Regions from separate parts of the Homo sapiens genome. Here region 1 is linked to region 2. A link is a loop called in an ENCODE intact Hi-C map of the cell type or tissue named here. Cell type or tissue: adrenal gland. All regions are shown on one strand. Links, peaks and the distances in the headings refer to the core of each region. The heading gives the core; the rest is flanking DNA.

Region 1 (8,189 bases), core at 3,190-8,189, 100 kb after region 2:
CTCCCACCTCAGCCTCCCAAAGTGCTCAGATTACAGGTGTGAGTCACCATGCCTGCCTTTGAGCTATTTCTTGTAAATGCCTATATTAAAGAAAAATAAAACTTAAGTGCAACTAATGAGAAGCAGCCAGCACAAATAATTATATAACCAGGGACTTTCCAATGGGATAGATCAAATAAGGCAACTGTATAACTGTAACCAATCAAATATTATATTTGCTTTACTTCTGTATCTGTCTTATAAAAACCTCCCGCTTGTGCTCCCTCAGTAGAGTTCCCAAGCCACTTCTGGTTTGGGACTGCCTGATTCAAAAATTGTTGTTTGCACAAATAAACTCTTAAAAAATTTATTGTGCCTCAGTTTACCTTCTTAATACCACTAAAGATACTCCAGTAAATAATGCCTAGTTTACTATCTTGACAGCCTCATAATTAATACCATGATGATGTGATATCATTAGATCATTACACATAGAGTGACTAGCTTGTCCTGGTTTTGTTAGAACTTTTCCAGTTTTAAAACTGAACATCCCTTGTCTTGCAAAACTCCTCAGAGACAGACAACAAAAAGTTGGTCACCCTCATTACACAGGATTTGGACCATAAAGTCTACTTGCTAGGTTAAAAATTTAGCTCTGAGTTTCCTAGCAGCCAAGTCAAAGAGAAACACCATATGTCATAAAAATTGTTTATTCTATTGACAATTCTCCTTCCAGAAAAATTTATTTTCTTATTTATTTTAACATCTATAACAGCACTATCCGTAGAACTTTCTGAAATAATGCAAACATTCTGCACTATTCAATATAATAGTTTCAGGCTGGGTGCGGTGGCTCATGCCTGTAATCCCAGCACTTTGGGAGGCGGAGGCAGGTGGATCACCTGAGGTCAGGAGTTTGAGACCAGCCTGGGCAACATGGTGAAACCCCATCTCTACTAAAAATACAAAAATTAGCTGGGCACGGTGGCACACACCTGTAATCCCAGCTACTCGGGTGGCTAAGGCAGTAGAATCGCTTGAACCCGGGAGGTGGAGGTTGCAGTGAGCCGAGATCGCGCCACTGCACTCCAGCCTGGGCGACAGAGCGAAACTCCGTCTCAAAAACAAACAAGCAAACAAAATCAATATAATAGTTGCTAGCCACTTGTCTCTATGGAGCACTTCAAATATGGCTAGTGTAGTGAAATAACTGAGTTTTTATTTTATTTCATTTTAATGTACTTAAATTTAAATAGCCTCATTTGGCTAGTGGCAACTCTATTGGACAGCACAGCTGTACTAGATACAAAGAAACCAAGTGCTCAGGAAGAGCCTCTTTCCTAATATTGAGGCCTGAGGAATTTCTCCCATGAGTTATCACAGGAGGTGAGTACAAAAGTGAGTTCCACCTAGGGGCTTTTCTCTTTTTATATTATATACAGTATAATAGCTGGCTCTTCTAAAGCATAGGCTATGTGCTAAGTACTCTCAGGCACTTTTTTTTTTTTTTGAGACAGAGTCTTGCTCTATCGCCCAGGCTGGAGTGCAGGGGTGCGATCCCAGCTCACTGCATCTTCTGCCTCCCAGATTCAATTTTCCTGCCTCAGCCTCCCAAGTAGTTGGGATTACAGGTGTGTGCCACCACACCCAGCTAATTTTTTATATTTTTAGTAGAGACAAGGTTTCACCATGTTGGTCAGGCTGGTCTCGAACTCCTGACCTCAAGTGATCCACCAGCCTCAGCCTGCCGAAATGTGCTGAGATTACAGGCGTGAGCCACCGTGCCTGGCTGGAGGCACTCTTTTCATATAATAATTCCTTCAATTCTCAAAACTATCCTAGAAAGTAAGAAATTTCAGTACCCACAGGGAGAAAGCTCCTCCCAGGAGAAATCCTGAGAAACCTAAGGCTGCCCTTTCCCTGAAACACTGGTACATCGGTCTCCCTGCCCTTCCTAGAGAGAGCCAGGAGCCTGGGGGACAGGCAGAGGGCTAGAAAAGAGCAGGGGAAGAGACAAGAGGGAGGGAGACCAGGAAGAGGGGGTTCCCAGATGTCCTTACCCCCATCCCAGCTGACGCTGCAGGACTGACATTGACTACATGGAAAAAGTGAGCAATGTCTGGCATCACCCCCTGGTACCAGAGGGCATTTGGGGAGTCAGAAGGAAGACCTCATGTGCCAGGCCACAGAATGCACCTGCATACCCACAGGCATGGAGCCTGGGCCAGGCCCACCTAGGACAAAACACCTCTTTCGAGTTTTTTGCAGATGGTCCCCTGACATCCTTCACCACACTGGTCTGACTGCCAGGATCTCTTGGGCCTCCTGGGCCCCTCACGCCCTGGTAAGCAAAGGAGGAGGCAGGTGTGACCCCCCCACCCCCGCCGCCACTCCATCTGTGACTGGGAAGCTGATGACTCCAGGGTCAGAAATAACCCCACGGTCAGCTCCCTGCATGCCGCCCTTCCCCTCCCCTCCATTCCCAGAAAGCCTGGGCCCTGAGTCAGAGGGAAGAGTCGAGAAGAAAGGACTCAGATAATCTGGAATGAAAACCATAGAGTCCTGCTGTGGAATTCATTCATTGGGAGGCCGAGGCAGGTGGATTACCTGAGGTCAGGAGTTCGAGACCAGCCTGGCCAACATGGTGAAACCCCATCTCTACTAAAAATACAAAAATTAACTGGGTGTAGTGGTGCAAAGGAGGAGCTGGGCCTGGCCAATCTCGGCCCAGTGAAGAGCTGGGCCTGGTCATTCAGATGTCTTCCCCCCAAATCCAGCTTCATCGGGGCTGTGTTGACCTGTGCTGTGGGGCACAGGGTGGAATGGATAAGAAAGAAGGAACTCTTTAGTGCAGAAGGGAATGGGGAAGAAAGAGAGCTGAGCATCACACTCAGAGGTATCCAGGCTCAGAACAGAGGAGGAGGTGCCCAGCCTGCCCTCAGGAGACCTCCAGTCTCCTGGCACGGTGGGTGGAGACACGTCAGGAAGAGTCAGAGGCAGGGCCAGAGTAGAATGATGGGGGCTCACAAGACGGGAGCAAGCTGTCCAAGGTGTCAGATGCCTCTTCTTAGTCACTCTCTCAAAATAGTCTGGGACACCCCCAACCTCACAACCCAGCTGAGTCACTGACCCCAATCCCCAGATCAGACTTTGGATGAATGAAGCTTCTCCCCCTCTGTTTCCCCTCCCCAGCCCAAAGGACATGTAACTGATTCCCCAGGATGGAAGAGTGACTTCCACAAGACCTAAAAATAACCGAACCACTTAATACTCGGAACATAGCCTCTCCCACCCGCCCCCACCACGGCCCACCCACTAGCCAGCAAGATAAAGGCAGCTGCTGGGGCTGGCAGGGGACAGAGACCTGGAGCCAGGGCAGCAAGAAGGTGTCTGTTGGAGCCAGCAGAACAGAACCAATTTGAACAAGAACCTCCAGAGGAACGACGAACCCTGAGACCACAGCTGCTACAGACCACAAACACCCCATCAGCCAAGAGAGACCCTTGGTGAGTAACCTACCTCTCCATCCTTCCACAGCAAGGCTGGCTTTCACAGCTGGGATCCCCTCTCCTTCTGAAATGGACGTATTAGGAATGGCTCTGAGTAGGGGAAGGAGATTGAGGGGCATGCATGGGAGGAGGTGAGTGGAAGTCTCAGACATAAAGAACCCACAAAGGAGGTAAAGACAGTGTGAGCCCCATGGGAGCTCTCAGAGTGGCTGCCACAGGCCTGAAGCTAGCAGAAAGGATAGGCTCCTGCCAGGCTGGCATGATCCAGAAAGGCCTGGAGTTGTGATTTTTAAAATACAGGTATGGAGTGCCTCAGGCTTCAGGGCTTCCTCCCAGGGAAGCTTCAGGCAGGCCCAGGATCTGGAGGAAGGAGGAACAGGAGAGAGGTGGGGGCAGGGGGCTGTAAGTAGGCCTGAGTGTGCATTGCTAGAACAAGCCCCATGCCTAGTTGTTGTGGATGACACTCTTGGCATATCTGGCCCAGGGATAGCTCCCAGGGGCTGGCCGGAGCCCAGCTCCCTACATATCATAGCCTAAAACCTGGGGTGGAATTCGGACTCTGCCCATGTCCATAGTCTTGCCCAGTGGGAAAGCCCCCAGGGCAGATTTGGGGGGCTCACGGGAGGGAGACCAGATCTGAATTTGCCCAGATGTAAAGACATATGGAGCCAGCTGGGCCAAGGAGGAGGTGACCCGAGGACAGCAGGGGGACCATCCTGAGAGGCTGGCCCAGCCCTAGGAGACCAAGCTCTAGGACAGTTCTTGGGGCTCACCCCACGTAAGTCTGGTCCCAGTTATGAATTCTGTCCTGACTCTACACTTGTCCCAGCAGTCTCAAGCCAGGCAAAGATGGTGGTGGGAAGGCCAGGAGTCAGGAGACATGCTTCAGGCTTTGCTACTGCCTTGCTGAGCCTCCTTGGACAGCTCCTTTCCCCTCTTTGGGCCTCTGTTTCCCTATTTGAACAATAAGGGGTTTAGATTGAGTGACCTCTGAGGGTCCTTAGGCCTGACATCCCTGGACTCCATGATAATAACTGTCTGTGGCCTTAGCAGAGATTCTGGAAATTCCTGGGGGCGGGGGTGGGGTGAAGCTGATGGTGTGCACACACCATCTGCTCAGGCCACCCTGGTGGTGACAGGATGGAGTAGAGGTGGAGACAGGCTCAGGTTTGCCTTGGGCAGGGGATCCTCATTGGAGCTCAGAAATGAAAGAAAACCACCCAGAGCTTTGATGAGACTCAGGCTGCAGGTTTCAGAGCTCACATTCCCCAAAGGTTCTGATGTCTTTGGTGGACATGCCAGGGTGGGCATGGGGTCAGCAGGTCTCAGTTTCCTCTCTCCTCCTTCTGAGGTAGCCATAGGGAGGAAGTCCTGCCCCACTTACTTCCAGTACCTCCCCCCAGTGCAGACTCCTTTGGCCAGGGAAGGTGTCCAGGTTCTAGCACCTGGCTGGCCTGCAGCCCAGGGGCCTGACACCAGCCCAGGAGGCAGGATAGGGGAGCCCAGGCTAATGAAGGAGATGAGGTGAGCCAAGGGTACTGAGGGTCCCCACTGGCTGGGCCTCAGCCTCCCTCTGAGCCCAGGGCTGCTGTTCTGAGGCCAGGACCTCAGCTATATTTAGCACCCTGTGTGGTGCAGAGCAGTGGGTCAGGGGCAGCAGGAGGGGGCACGTGCTTCCCATTCTTTCCCTACTGGCCTCTGGGGACTGTTAGTACACCTGTCACAAGAGAGATAAGACATACATGGACAGAGACCAGAGAAGGGCTTGAGGGGTGGTAGGTCATTGAGGGGCGGGGGTGTAGCCGGGGAGAGGCTGAGCTGGGGTGGCCATGAGGCCTGCAGGGGTAGGGCTTAGCCTGAAGCCCCCCTGAGTCCGAGCCCCTGAAGCTGTGCTTGCTTGCTTAGAGAGCGGTATCCAGGAGCAAGAGGCAGGGCTGTCTCTGCAGAAAGGACCCTGATCCCATGGTCCTCTCCCTGGTTGTTGTCACCCTCATATCCTCCCAGGGGTGCCTGCTGGGGAATAGACGGGTTCTATGGCCAATAAGAAAGCTTTACACCTGCTACCCTCTTATTTCTTGGGGCCATGCCCTAAATGGAGTCTAGGGACCCCAAGCCAGCACGGCCTTCCATTTATTCACCAAGATCTGACTCTGGGCCTAAGTTCCCTCATCTTTATTTATAAATGATTGTGCTAAAAGACCTTTGAGATCCCCCTAGCTCAGACATTCTCAGTCTTCGAGTATAATGCAGAAAACCCTGACCAGATATTCAGAATTTGGATCTGGCCTAAGCACGAGATATCTGATGAGCAGCTTCCCAGCCCTGATTCTCAACTGCTTCCGCTCTAGCATGGGCTGTTGGCCTCTGCTTGCCTCCTTGGGCCTGGGAAAGGTTGGAGTGCGTTGACAGCCAAGAGGTAAAAGTTAGGCAGCGTTCCAGGTCAACATGGCAAGTCTGCCCTCTGGTGTTCTGCAAAGGAATCTCGTCTCCATAGGAAATCAGTCACCAGTTTAGAGACCTGCCTCTCCAAGGCTGGGACTCCAAAAGTCAGGATTCCCCCAGGCCACTCCCCTGGCAGTCTTCCAGGGAAACACTGATTTTTAACAAAGGAAGGTGAGGATGGGGCATGTCCAGTTTGCCCACTGGAGGTTTATGCGTCCCTTATGGAGCTAAAGGAAAGTGTCTCATGTCCAGTGGTACCATGGTCACTCCCTAGCAACGCATGAGATGTAGGGAAAGCAGGAACCCACTATGATTAATGGGTCCATGTCCTAAGTTCAAGACCTGTTGCCCACGAACCATGCAGGCAGCGAAGTGAAGCCCAGGCCAGGCACATAGAGAGAGGGAAGGAGTCTCTAAGCGTAAGTCACCCAGAGCTACTCTGACTCTGAGCCCTGTTTACTACCATTTCTCCCAGCATCCAGCCTCTACCCTGCTGAACATCTAGATCTAAGGCTCCCAATCCCATCCTCATCTCTGCCCCTTCTTCTCAGAAGGATGGCCGACACCCAGACACAGGTGGCCCCCACACCAACCATGAGGATGGCAACTGCAGAGGACCTGCCCCTCCCTCCACCCCCAGCCCTGGAGGACCTGCCACTGCCGCCACCCAAGGAATCCTTCTCCAAGTTCCATCAGCAGCGGCAAGCTAGTGAGCTCCGCCGCCTCTACAGGCACATCCACCCTGAGCTCCGCAAGAATCTGGCTGAGGCTGTGGCCGAGGATCTGGCTGAGGTCCTGGGCTCTGAGGAACCCACCGAGGGTGACGTTCAGTGCATGCGCTGGATCTTTGAGAACTGGAGACTGGATGCCATTGGAGAACACGAGAGGCCAGCTGCCAAGGAGCCCGTGCTGTGTGGTGACGTCCAGGCCACCTCCCGCAAGTTTGAGGAAGGCTCCTTTGCCAACAGCACAGACCAGGAGCCAACCAGGCCCCAGCCAGGTGGAGGAGACGTTCGTGCAGCCCGCTGGCTATTTGAGACAAAGCCACTGGACGAGCTGACAGGGCAAGCCAAGGAACTGGAGGCCACTGTGAGGGAGCCTGCAGCCAGCGGAGATGTGCAGGGTACCAGGATGCTCTTTGAGACGCGGCCGCTGGACCGCCTGGGCTCCCGCCCCTCCCTGCAGGAGCAGAGCCCCTTGGAACTGCGCTCAGAGATCCAGGAGCTGAAGGGTGATGTGAAAAAGACAGTGAAGCTCTTCCAAACGGAGCCCCTGTGTGCCATCCAGGATGCAGAGGGCGCCATCCATGAGGTCAAGGCCGCATGCCGGGAGGAGATCCAAAGCAACGCGGTGAGGTCTGCCCGCTGGCTCTTTGAGACCCGGCCTCTGGACGCCATCAACCAGGACCCCAGCCAGGTGCGGGTGATCCGGGGGATTTCCCTGGAGGAGGGGGCCCGGCCCGACGTCAGTGCAACTCGCTGGATCTTTGAGACACAGCCCCTGGATGCCATCCGGGAGATCTTGGTAGATGAGAAGGACTTCCAGCCATCCCCAGACCTTATCCCACCTGGTCCAGATGTTCAGCAGCAGCAGCATCTGTTTGAGACCCGAGCGCTGGACACTCTGAAGGGGGACGAAGAGGCTGGAGCAGAGGCCCCACCCAAGGAGGAAGTGGTCCCTGGTGATGTCCGCTCCACCCTGTGGCTATTTGAAACAAAGCCCCTGGATGCTTTCAGAGACAAGGTCCAAGTGGGTCACCTACAGCGAGTGGATCCCCAGGACGGTGAGGGGCATCTATCCAGTGACAGCTCCTCAGCACTGCCCTTCTCTCAGAGTGCCCCCCAGAGGGATGAGCTAAAGGGGGATGTGAAGACTTTTAAGAACCTTTTTGAGACCCTTCCCTTGGACAGCATTGGACAGGGTGAGGTTCTGGCCCATGGGAGTCCAAGCAGAGAAGAAGGAACTGATTCTGCTGGGCAGGCCCAGGGCATAGGGTCCCCAGTGTATGCCATGCAGGACAGCAAGGGCCGCCTCCATGCCCTGACCTCTGTTAGCAGAGAGCAGATAGTCGGAGGTGATGTGCAGGGCTACAGGTGGATGTTTGAGACACAGCCCCTAGACCAGCTCGGCCGAAGCCCCAGTACCATCGACGTGGTGCGGGGCATCACCCGGCAGGAAGTGGTGGCTGGGGACGTTGGCACAGCTCGGTGGCTTTTTGAGACCCAGCCCCTGGAGATGATCCACCAACGGGAGCAGCAG
Region 2 (8,895 bases), core at 2,620-7,619:
CACAACAGCTCTGGTTTCTAGGCCTGATCTGCCTGGACCCATGGAGGCTCTGATTTCCCCAGTGGCTAACTAGAGAGCCTAGGTAACACAACCTGAAAGTTCAGGGAAGTTAATGCTCCATAAAGAAAATGTTGACCTGGCCGGGAGCGGTGGCTCACACCTGTAATCCCAGCACTTTGGGAGGCTGAGGCGGGTGGATCACCTGAGGTCAGGAGTTCAAGACCAGTCTGGCCAACATGGTGAAACCTCATCTCTACTAAAAACACAAAAATTAGCGGGGCATGGTGGCAGGTGCCTGTAATCCCAGCTACTTGGGAGGCTGAGGCAAGGGAATCACTTGAACCCGGGAGGCGGAGGTTGCAGTGAGCCAAGATCGCACCATTGCACTCCAGCCTGGGGGACAAGGGTGAGACTGTCTCAAAAAAAAAAAAAAAAGAAAAAAAAGAAAAAAAAAAAAAACAAAGAAGAAAACGTTGATCAAAGAGACATAAGAGAAGAGAAAGGGGTGAGGAATGAATTGTTGTCCTTTGTTTCCACAGCCAACAGTTCCAAGAAGCAGTGGTTCCAGGGGCTTTTTAAGCTTCTTAGAGACAGGGTCTCACTCTGTCACCCAGGCTGGAGTACAGTGGCATGATCATGGCTAACTGCAGCCTCGAACTCTTGGGCTCAAGTGATCCTCCCACCTCAGCCTCCTGAGTAACTGGGGCTACAGCTGTGTGCCACCACACTCGGCTAATTTTTTAAATTTTTTGTAGAGATGGGGTCTCACTATGTTGTCCAGGCTGGGTCTCAAACTCTTGATGTCAATTGATCCTCCCACCTCAGCCTCCCAAAGCATTGGGATTACAAGTGTGAATTACTGCAGTGGGCCATTCCATGGGCCTTTTGCAGAGAGCCTGCATAACCAGCTACATTTCCTGCTGTAGCTATGGCCAGCTCAGGAATGCACCACTCTGTGTTTGCTTTCCTCTTTCCCTGCCTCACTTCACTTCTTCCTGCACTTTGTTCCTGTTGAATTTCACATTCTGATATGGCATCACCATGCAGGCTTTGCCTCAGCCTCTGTTGCCTAGGGAAGGAACTAAGCAAGCCCTGATGGAAATGGTGCTATTCCTTGAGGCCCAGTTGTAACGCACATTCCTCCAGAGGGGACTTGCCTTTACTTCACCCAGTACTCTGGGGTACTTCCAACCTGGGACCTCTGTGTTTGATTGGCTTTTTGGCCACACAGGAAGTGTGAAATTCAGCCCCAATATGCATGAACACAGGTTTGTGGCTGAGAGTTCTGGAGAGGACTTTTCTTTTTTTCTACTCACTGGAGCCAAAGCCAATGTAGGCATCGTTATATAATTTCCCCTCTGTGTGGAAATGAGACTGGGGTGGGACTCTTACTTCACTTACAAAGGGAGCTCCCCTTTGGGGATACTGGTTTTGTTTGGGCTTCAGATAGAATCTCACCCTTCCTAGCCCAGAACTTGTCTTTGTCTTCCACGTTGCAGGCACATGACCCATGAAGGCCAGGCTCCCGGCCTTAAGGGGCCACAGAGGGCCCAGGGTGAATGTGAGCTCCAGCCTTTCCTTCACCCAGCAGATTTGCATTCTGCCTCTGAGGATTTTCTTCACCTTTTTTCCAGATCAACCATTTATTTAAAAAGGTATTTTTGAGTAATTATCCAGCATCCTAGGTGTTCTATATCAGGAGGGGGTCCTCTAGACATTCTTACACCTCTATTATCTGGAAATTGCTTCTTTTCTCCTTTTTTCCCCTCTCTCCCTCTTTCTTTTCCACAGGCCATAGTCTTCCATCCCTCCCAGGATATGACATTGGTATGTCTCAGAGGCTTCCAGACAGACTCACTGGAATTCAAAGTTCTGCATCCACCCTTAGCCTAGCTCAATACTTCATGCAGTACATCTACAAGAGAATGCCCTGTCTCCTAGAACTGGGTGATCTGGCAAACAGAGGGCATGCACACCAGCGGTGTAGAGCTGGAGAGGTTCTAGGGGAGAACATGGTCACTTCCTCTTATTGTACACAGCAGCAAACTGAGGCACAGCATGTTAGGGCTCAGCACTCCAGCCAGCCAGAACCTGCTTCTGACATACAGCTGTGAGAAGGGTTAAAAGAATGACTAAAAAGCAGTTTTTAAAATAGCTGTCAATTTCTACTCCCAGTCAATCTGTGCACAGCTCTTATTCACCGTGAAGCGAAAACATATACAATGTACTATTCACTCAAAGTGAAACTCCAAATGAAGTCATACATTGAACCCCAGTATCGCCCATTGTTAGGAATCAATGACCCTGAGTAAATGGAGTTTCATGAAGCCTCTGTGTGCCAGCTGTCCATGGGAGGGGGTTTCCAAAGGCCTTTCTGGTTGGTCCTGCAGCCTAGGTGTCACTTGAGTGGGTATGCCTTTGTGGCCTGGTCATTCACAGTGTGGAATCTTCAAAGCCTACCAGTGCGACGTGAGTTTTATGTGCAAAGCTGAATTCAAGGAACCCTTGAGATGGTTCATGCAGTTTTTCCCTCTGAGCCTCCAGTGATAACTCCAGACAGCACAGGGTCAGGTGTTGCCCCCTGTGTCTGGCTGCCTTACCCCTTGCCCAGAACAAGAGTAGGGCCCACAGACATTTCCCAGGACACTGGGGAGCCTGTCATGTGGACTTCCTGGCTTCATCCTTCCCCCAGCCAGGGCCTCTGACCTCTCCACTCCTGTGTCCCTTCCCCCAGGAGGATCTCTGCCCCACTCAGTATCCGGCAGATCCCTTGTTATTCTTGTGCTTTTAGAACTTTTGCTGTTTTTGGCCAACTTGAATCAACATTACTGTCTCCTCGAGCGTTTCTCTGCCAGGCAGGGGACTAGGAAAGCAGGACTGCAGGGCCTGCTCATTGGGTTCTAAGATGTGGGTGAATTCGGAGTGGGGTTGTGCAGGGCTCCCACTGAGAGGAGGGCAGGGGCCCCTTGTGAAGTGGTTAGCTCGTCTTGTCAATAGGTCCTCAGAACATCCCTTTCAGTCTCTTCTCAAAGAAGCCCTTTCAAACCAGGCCCTTGCTCTTCTGTGATCGAAGTGCTTGACTTTTTCTGCTGTTGCTCACATCCGGCCTGTCAAGGTTGTTTTCTGCCAGCCTGGTCGTCCATGCACCCCATACTATTCTCATGGACTCATACCCGTGAGGAATTGGGAGGTAAGGGCAAGCACCTCAGCACGCTGTGTGGGACCCCTAGGGTTGCACCTGGGAGGAGCAAGGCCACACGGACCTGCTGTCAGCTCCTATGCTCCCATCTGGCTGGAACCAACCCCAAGCTTGGGGTTCAGTGCCCCCGGCCCATGCACTCAGCATCTACACCCATCACCCACCTGGCCTCCTGGTCTTCTGACCCTGGGATCTCCCAAAGAACAGAGCAGAGCCAAGGCTGGCCAGGATGAGCGCAGTCTCTCTGAGATGGGACCTGAAAACAGGGGCACCCTTGGCAAGGAAGGAGGCACACAGAGTGGGAAGCAGCCAGGCCTGGCTTCGAGTCCTGCCTGGGCACTCCCCCACAAGGAGACTGTGGGCAAGTGACTTCCCTTCCCAAGCCGCTGGGCTGCTCCACAGCAGAAATGTGGCAGTGGCGCACCCCTGAAGGTTGCCGTGGGGAGTGAGGATAAGGCATGCAGAGTGCCCGGCTCAGACTGGATGACGACGACGGCCAGTGGCAACTTCTCTCCTAATTGTGCAAGCAAGCAGTCATGGACAAATCCTTGTGAGAGTGACTGTGTGTACACCAGGACACAGCTGCACAAACACCATCCCTACCCTCATAATGCTCCAGTTTAGTGGGGGAGACAGACATTAAACACATCCACACATAAGAGGATGGTGATGAAGTGTCATCAATTTCACAAAGAAGAAATAATGGACTGAGATAATTGACAGAGTGGGGGACCTAATATAGCTTAGGGGGTCACAGGAGGTCTCTATAGAACAGACTTGCTGCCTAAGGAGCTACCTAAGTAGTGAGGATGGAGGGGAAGGGGTCAAGGCTGGAGAAAGCTTAGGGCGTTTGAGAACTGAAATGAGTTCATAGTGGCTACACGTACCCGGCCCATGTAGGTAATTTAAAATTTCCTGGTGTGATTGAAAAAGCAAAGGGAAATAGGTAAAGTTAATTTTAATAAGATATTAAATGTAAGGCATCTAATGTAAGGCATATTATATAGTTTCATCATGTCATTAACATAAAAATTATTAATGAGATAGTTTACATTTCTTTTTAAATACTGAGTCTTTAAGAATCTGGCAAATATTTTACATTTATATCACATTTCAACTGAGACTAGCCATATCTCAAGGGCTCAATAGCCACATGTGGCCAGTGACCATCGTATTGGACAGCACAGCTCCGGACATCATAATATTGCAACCACTACTCCCAGGAAAGACTGGTTCACTGGCACAGGCTTCAGACACCTGCCAGAAGTGCTTTAGAACAATATTCCAGGAAGCAGCTAGCACACACAGCAGCTTTACGTGAATTACAGCCAGGTTAGGTCATAGGCTTGGCCTAGAGCTTGACCTAGACCTTAGTTCACTCTCATAGTACAGCAAGTGCATACCCCCTCTCGGGGGCCCTGAGTATGCCCTCATTAGTCTTTCCAACATTTTTACCCCAAAGAACTGACTGTAACTGGTCTTTTGTTTTGTTTTGTTTCTAGCTATATCATTACCTCCAGATATTGAAAGAGGACATCTGAACCTGTGTGATGTTGTAGAAAGAAGATTGTCTAGGGTGTCAAAGCAGACAGATGCCAGTTTGTGCTCATCCTTTACCAGACTGGTGCCTACAGTGAGTCACACTTGTTAAGTACAGTGTGGTAAGTAAGAATTCAGGTTCCAGAGTCAGACTGCAGCTCCAGTTCCTGAACTGTGTAATTTGGGAGAGACACTCAGCTTTTCTGAGCCTCCTTATCCTCATCCGTAAAATGAGGACAATTACTAGCATTGCTGGAGGATTAAACAAAATAATAAATAGAAGGCACTTACTTAGCACAGGTCCTGGCACATGGTAAACATTTAATAAACAGTGTCTATTACTATGTTTTAACTGTTATTATCTCTGTGCCTCTGTTTTCTTGGTTTTCAAGTGGAGACAATCATCCCTAAAAAACCCTGCTTTGCAGGATTCTGTGTGGCTTATGAGAGATGAGGAGTATGAAAACACCTTGTAAAACCAGGAGGCCCTTTACAAAGTCAGAAGCAGCTCCTCGGTGCTACAGTCTAGTTGAGGGTCTGACTTTAGGAAGTCACAAGGAACTTAGAAATGGGAAGGGGCTTCCACCTGACAACAGCAGCTCTGCCACTGGACCGGGTCTTCCAGCCTAGCTCCACCACTCTTCTCATGGGTAAACTCTGCCTTCATCTCTGTTTTCTCATCTCTCACACAGGCTGAGAACACCCAGCTCTCAGGCTGCCGGGCTGAGGGTCAAATGAGTCCCTGACCATCACGTGCACAGGGCCTGACCCAAGGCAGGTGCTCAATCCCTGGCACTTGCTCTTGTTGCCTTAGAGGGGACCTTGCTGCCCACACCCGTCTCAGCCCAGACCTGGAGCAGCACTTCATGTGATTACCACAAGGGGGCGCCCCTAAGCTTTCCATTCACTGGAACCATTTCATTGAACCTGTCATTCAGCCCTTCCTTCCACATCCCTACTGCTATCCTAGAGCCAGGAGAAAGCCCTTTAGAAAGGAGCTCTGCAGACCCCGAAGGCATCTGCTGTAGGTTCAGTGACTCTTAGAGAAACAGCCCTGCTTTCCAAGGCCAAACACTGCATGTAGGTAAATTTGTGACCTGTGGTGGCCCTCCCACCAACCTATCAGCTGAGTGTCTTCAAGTTACTTCTCTAACTTTCTTGGGCCTCAGTTTCCTCACCTGAAAGGAAGAGTTGGAAATAATCACTCTTGGTGCCTGTGGGAGTGCTTTGTAAACCATGGAGTGAGCTGCACATGTGTTTCATAACTGTCCTTTTCATTGTTCCTATAAACCAAAAAGTATCTGAGACAGGTCTCAATAAATTTAGAGACTTAGTTTGCCAAGGTTAAGGATGTGCCTCCCAAAAAAGGAACACAAAATCCCAAGAACAACCTGTGATCTGTGCTTTTTTCCAAAGAGGATTTTGAGTGCTTCAATATTTGAAGAGGACAAGTAGGCGGGAGGGGAAAGAGGGAGCGTATGGTCACATGTATGGTCACATGACTGAATCTACATGTTGCACGTGAAAAAAGGCAGAATACCAAAATAGTCAATTATGGGCTGGGCGCAGTGGCTTACACCTGTAATCCCAGCACTTTGGGAGACGGAGGCTGGTGGATCACTTGAGGTCAGGAGTTCCAGACCAGCCTGGCCAACACGGTGAAACCCCATCTCTACTAAAAATACAAAAACTAGGTGGACATAGTGGCAGGCCCTTGTAATCCCAGCTACTTGGGAGGCTGAGGCAGGAGAATTGCTTGAACCCGGGAGGTGGAGGTTCCAGTGAGCTGAGATTGCGCTATTGCACTCCAGCCTGGGCAACAAGAGTGAAATTCTGTCTCAAAAAAAAAAAGAAAAGAAAAGTCAATTATTTATTCATCTGGTGTTCAGCAAATGTTTACGTAAGATAAAGTAAGCATAGGGCAGCTACCTGTGGAGACACCTGGCCTTCTATCTGACTGTTATTTTTTTGTTGTTGTTTATTTATTTGTTTGAGTCAGAGTCTCGCAGTGTCCCCCCAGGCTGGAGTGCAATGGCGCGATCTCAGCTCACTGCAACCTCCGCCTCCCAGGTTCAAGCAATTCTCCTGCCTCAGCCTTCTGAGTAGCTGGGATTACAGGCGCCCACCACCATGCCTGGCAAATTTTTTGTATTTTTACTAGAGACGAGGTTTCACTATGTTGGCCAGGCTGGTCTCAAACTCCTGACCTCGTCATCTGCCCACCTCGGCCTCCCAAAGTGCTGGGATTACAGGTGTGAACCACTGCGCCCGGCCCTATCTGACCTTTTATCTGTAGCTATATTCTTAGGAACAAAAGGAAGGCAGTTTATTCTGTGACTCAGCTTCCAGCTTAATCTCTCCCTTTGGCATAGTGAATGAAGGTCCCGAGATTTTATTTTCCTTTTACATTCACATTTAGCAGATTGTACCACTTGGGATTCCCTAATATGAAAAAAGAAAGTGAAAACTTGCCTGTCAGCTGCCAGACTGTGATGTTCCCACACACTGTGACCATGTTTGGAAAAGGCTCAAAGAAGACCACTCCACAACCACAAAACTAAACATCCCCACCTCTGATCGGCATGAGGGATTGCTGCTTCTTTAGCAATGATGACTCTAGCCCACTTCAATCCCCCCAGATAAAATCCACTAAGACACTCAGTCACTGAACTGCCCCTGTTTTTTGACAGTGCCTGATCTAGAACTGCCCCTGCTTCCTGAATCCTCCCTTAGACGTGTCCAGCACAAGCCCCAGCTCCCCATTAAGGACATGCTCCCTGGTTCCTTTGACATGTGTCTTCCCTTGCCGCAGTAAGCTAAACAAACCTAACTTTTAAACTCTAGATGTTCCTCATGGTCTTCAGCCCACAAACTATGAGAAATAATTTCACCCTGATTAATTGACATTAACTTTGGGGGTCAGTCTCCTTGGGCTTTCATAACAAAATACCACAGACTGGGTGGCTTAAACAATAGAAATTTATTTCTCACAGTTCTGGAAGCTGGAAGTCTAAGATCAAGGTGTCAGCAGGCTTGATTTCTCCTGAGGCCTCACTCCTTGGCTTGCAGATGCCGCCTCCTTTCTCTGTGCACATACATCCCTGGTGTCTCTCTCTTCTGATAAGGACACCAGTCCTGTTGGATTAGGGTCCCACTCTTATAACCTCACTTAACCTTAATGACCTCCTTAGAGGCCTCATCCCCAAATATAGTCATATTGTGGGTTAGGGCTTCAAAATATGAATGGGAGTTGGGGGAAACATAATTCAGTCCATATACTTGGATTTTAATTTTTTTCTAAGAATAGTTAAAAGGCCATTCAGGAGAGGAGAGGGACAAGATTGCCCACCAGTTTCAAGTAGAAAAGGGAGTTGTCACTCAGAAATTTTTGCCAAGCAAGTGGAGTAAGAGGGAACCAGGACCAGAAACAGTGCAATGAGTTCTGAAGGGACAGCTGCGCTTCAGCAAAGCTCCAGAGAGCCCAGAAGGAGGCTACTCTGAGAGGCTCCACTAATGAGTGAGGCTCTTCTACCCTCTTGACCCTTTGTACAACTTGGTCCCTCTCCTGGCACATCCTGCCCAGGTGAATGCATCCACCAAGACTCTTAGGAAGAGATTGCTCCTTCTTTGTATCCCCGGAACACAGATTTCTATTACCCTCATTACCCTACTCAGAGCACCATATGAAGTGCTTTACACATGTCACCATTAATCCTCATGCCGACTTTGCCATATAAGTTTACCCTGATTTTTTTTTTTTTTAGATGGAGTCTCACTCATTGCCCAGGCTGGAGTGCAGTGGTGCGATCTCAGCTCACTGCAACCTCCACCTCCCGGGTTCAAGTGATTCTCCTGCCTCAGCCTCCTGAGTAGCTGGGATTACAGATGCACGCCACCATGCCTGGCTAATTTTTGTACTTTTAGTAGAGATGTGTTGGTCAGGCTGGTCTCGAACTCCTGACCTCAGGTGATCCGCCCGCCTCGACCTCCCAAAGTGCTGGGATTACAGGCATGAGCCACTGTGCCCGGCCTGCCCTGATTTTAACAATAAGGAAATTCAGGCTTAGAGAAATATCTCGCCCTAAGCCACACAGCTTGAGAGTAGCAGGGTCAGGATTTGAACCAGGAGAGTGGGATTCCAGGTAATTGTGGGCCGG

The links. Peaks named below come from ENCODE experiments on the same cell type or tissue, not always from the same donor. Only the 100,000 strongest peaks of a DNase experiment are listed, where the experiment ranks them.
Region 1: it touches region 2 in a loop (4-fold over the local background); 90 of 110 quality-filtered maps call a loop at or near these places.

Annotation. Positions count from the first base shown.
Region 1 is chr3:39,187,742-39,195,930 of GRCh38, reverse strand. XIRP1 (xin actin binding repeat containing 1) reads left to right here and starts at 3,336. Exons shown (of 2, transcript NM_194293.4): 1 at 3,336-3,485; 2 at 6,406-8,189. The coding sequence starts at 6,486. RefSeq lists an enhancer at 3,576-4,565. In adrenal gland, for the core only: CTCF peaks have their summits at 5,742 and 5,941 (motif pointing left); DNase peaks (open chromatin) are centred at 4,855 and 5,970.
Region 2 is chr3:39,288,757-39,297,651 of GRCh38, reverse strand. It overlaps a transcript of CX3CR1 not described here. Among named protein-coding and RNA genes, the nearest start is that of CX3CR1, 13 kb to the right of the region's middle. RefSeq lists enhancers at 1,459-1,508, 2,311-2,470, 2,511-2,650, 2,691-2,760. In adrenal gland, for the core only: CTCF peaks have their summits at 5,413 and 5,618 (motif pointing right); a DNase peak (open chromatin) is centred at 5,611; H3K27ac peaks cover 228 bases.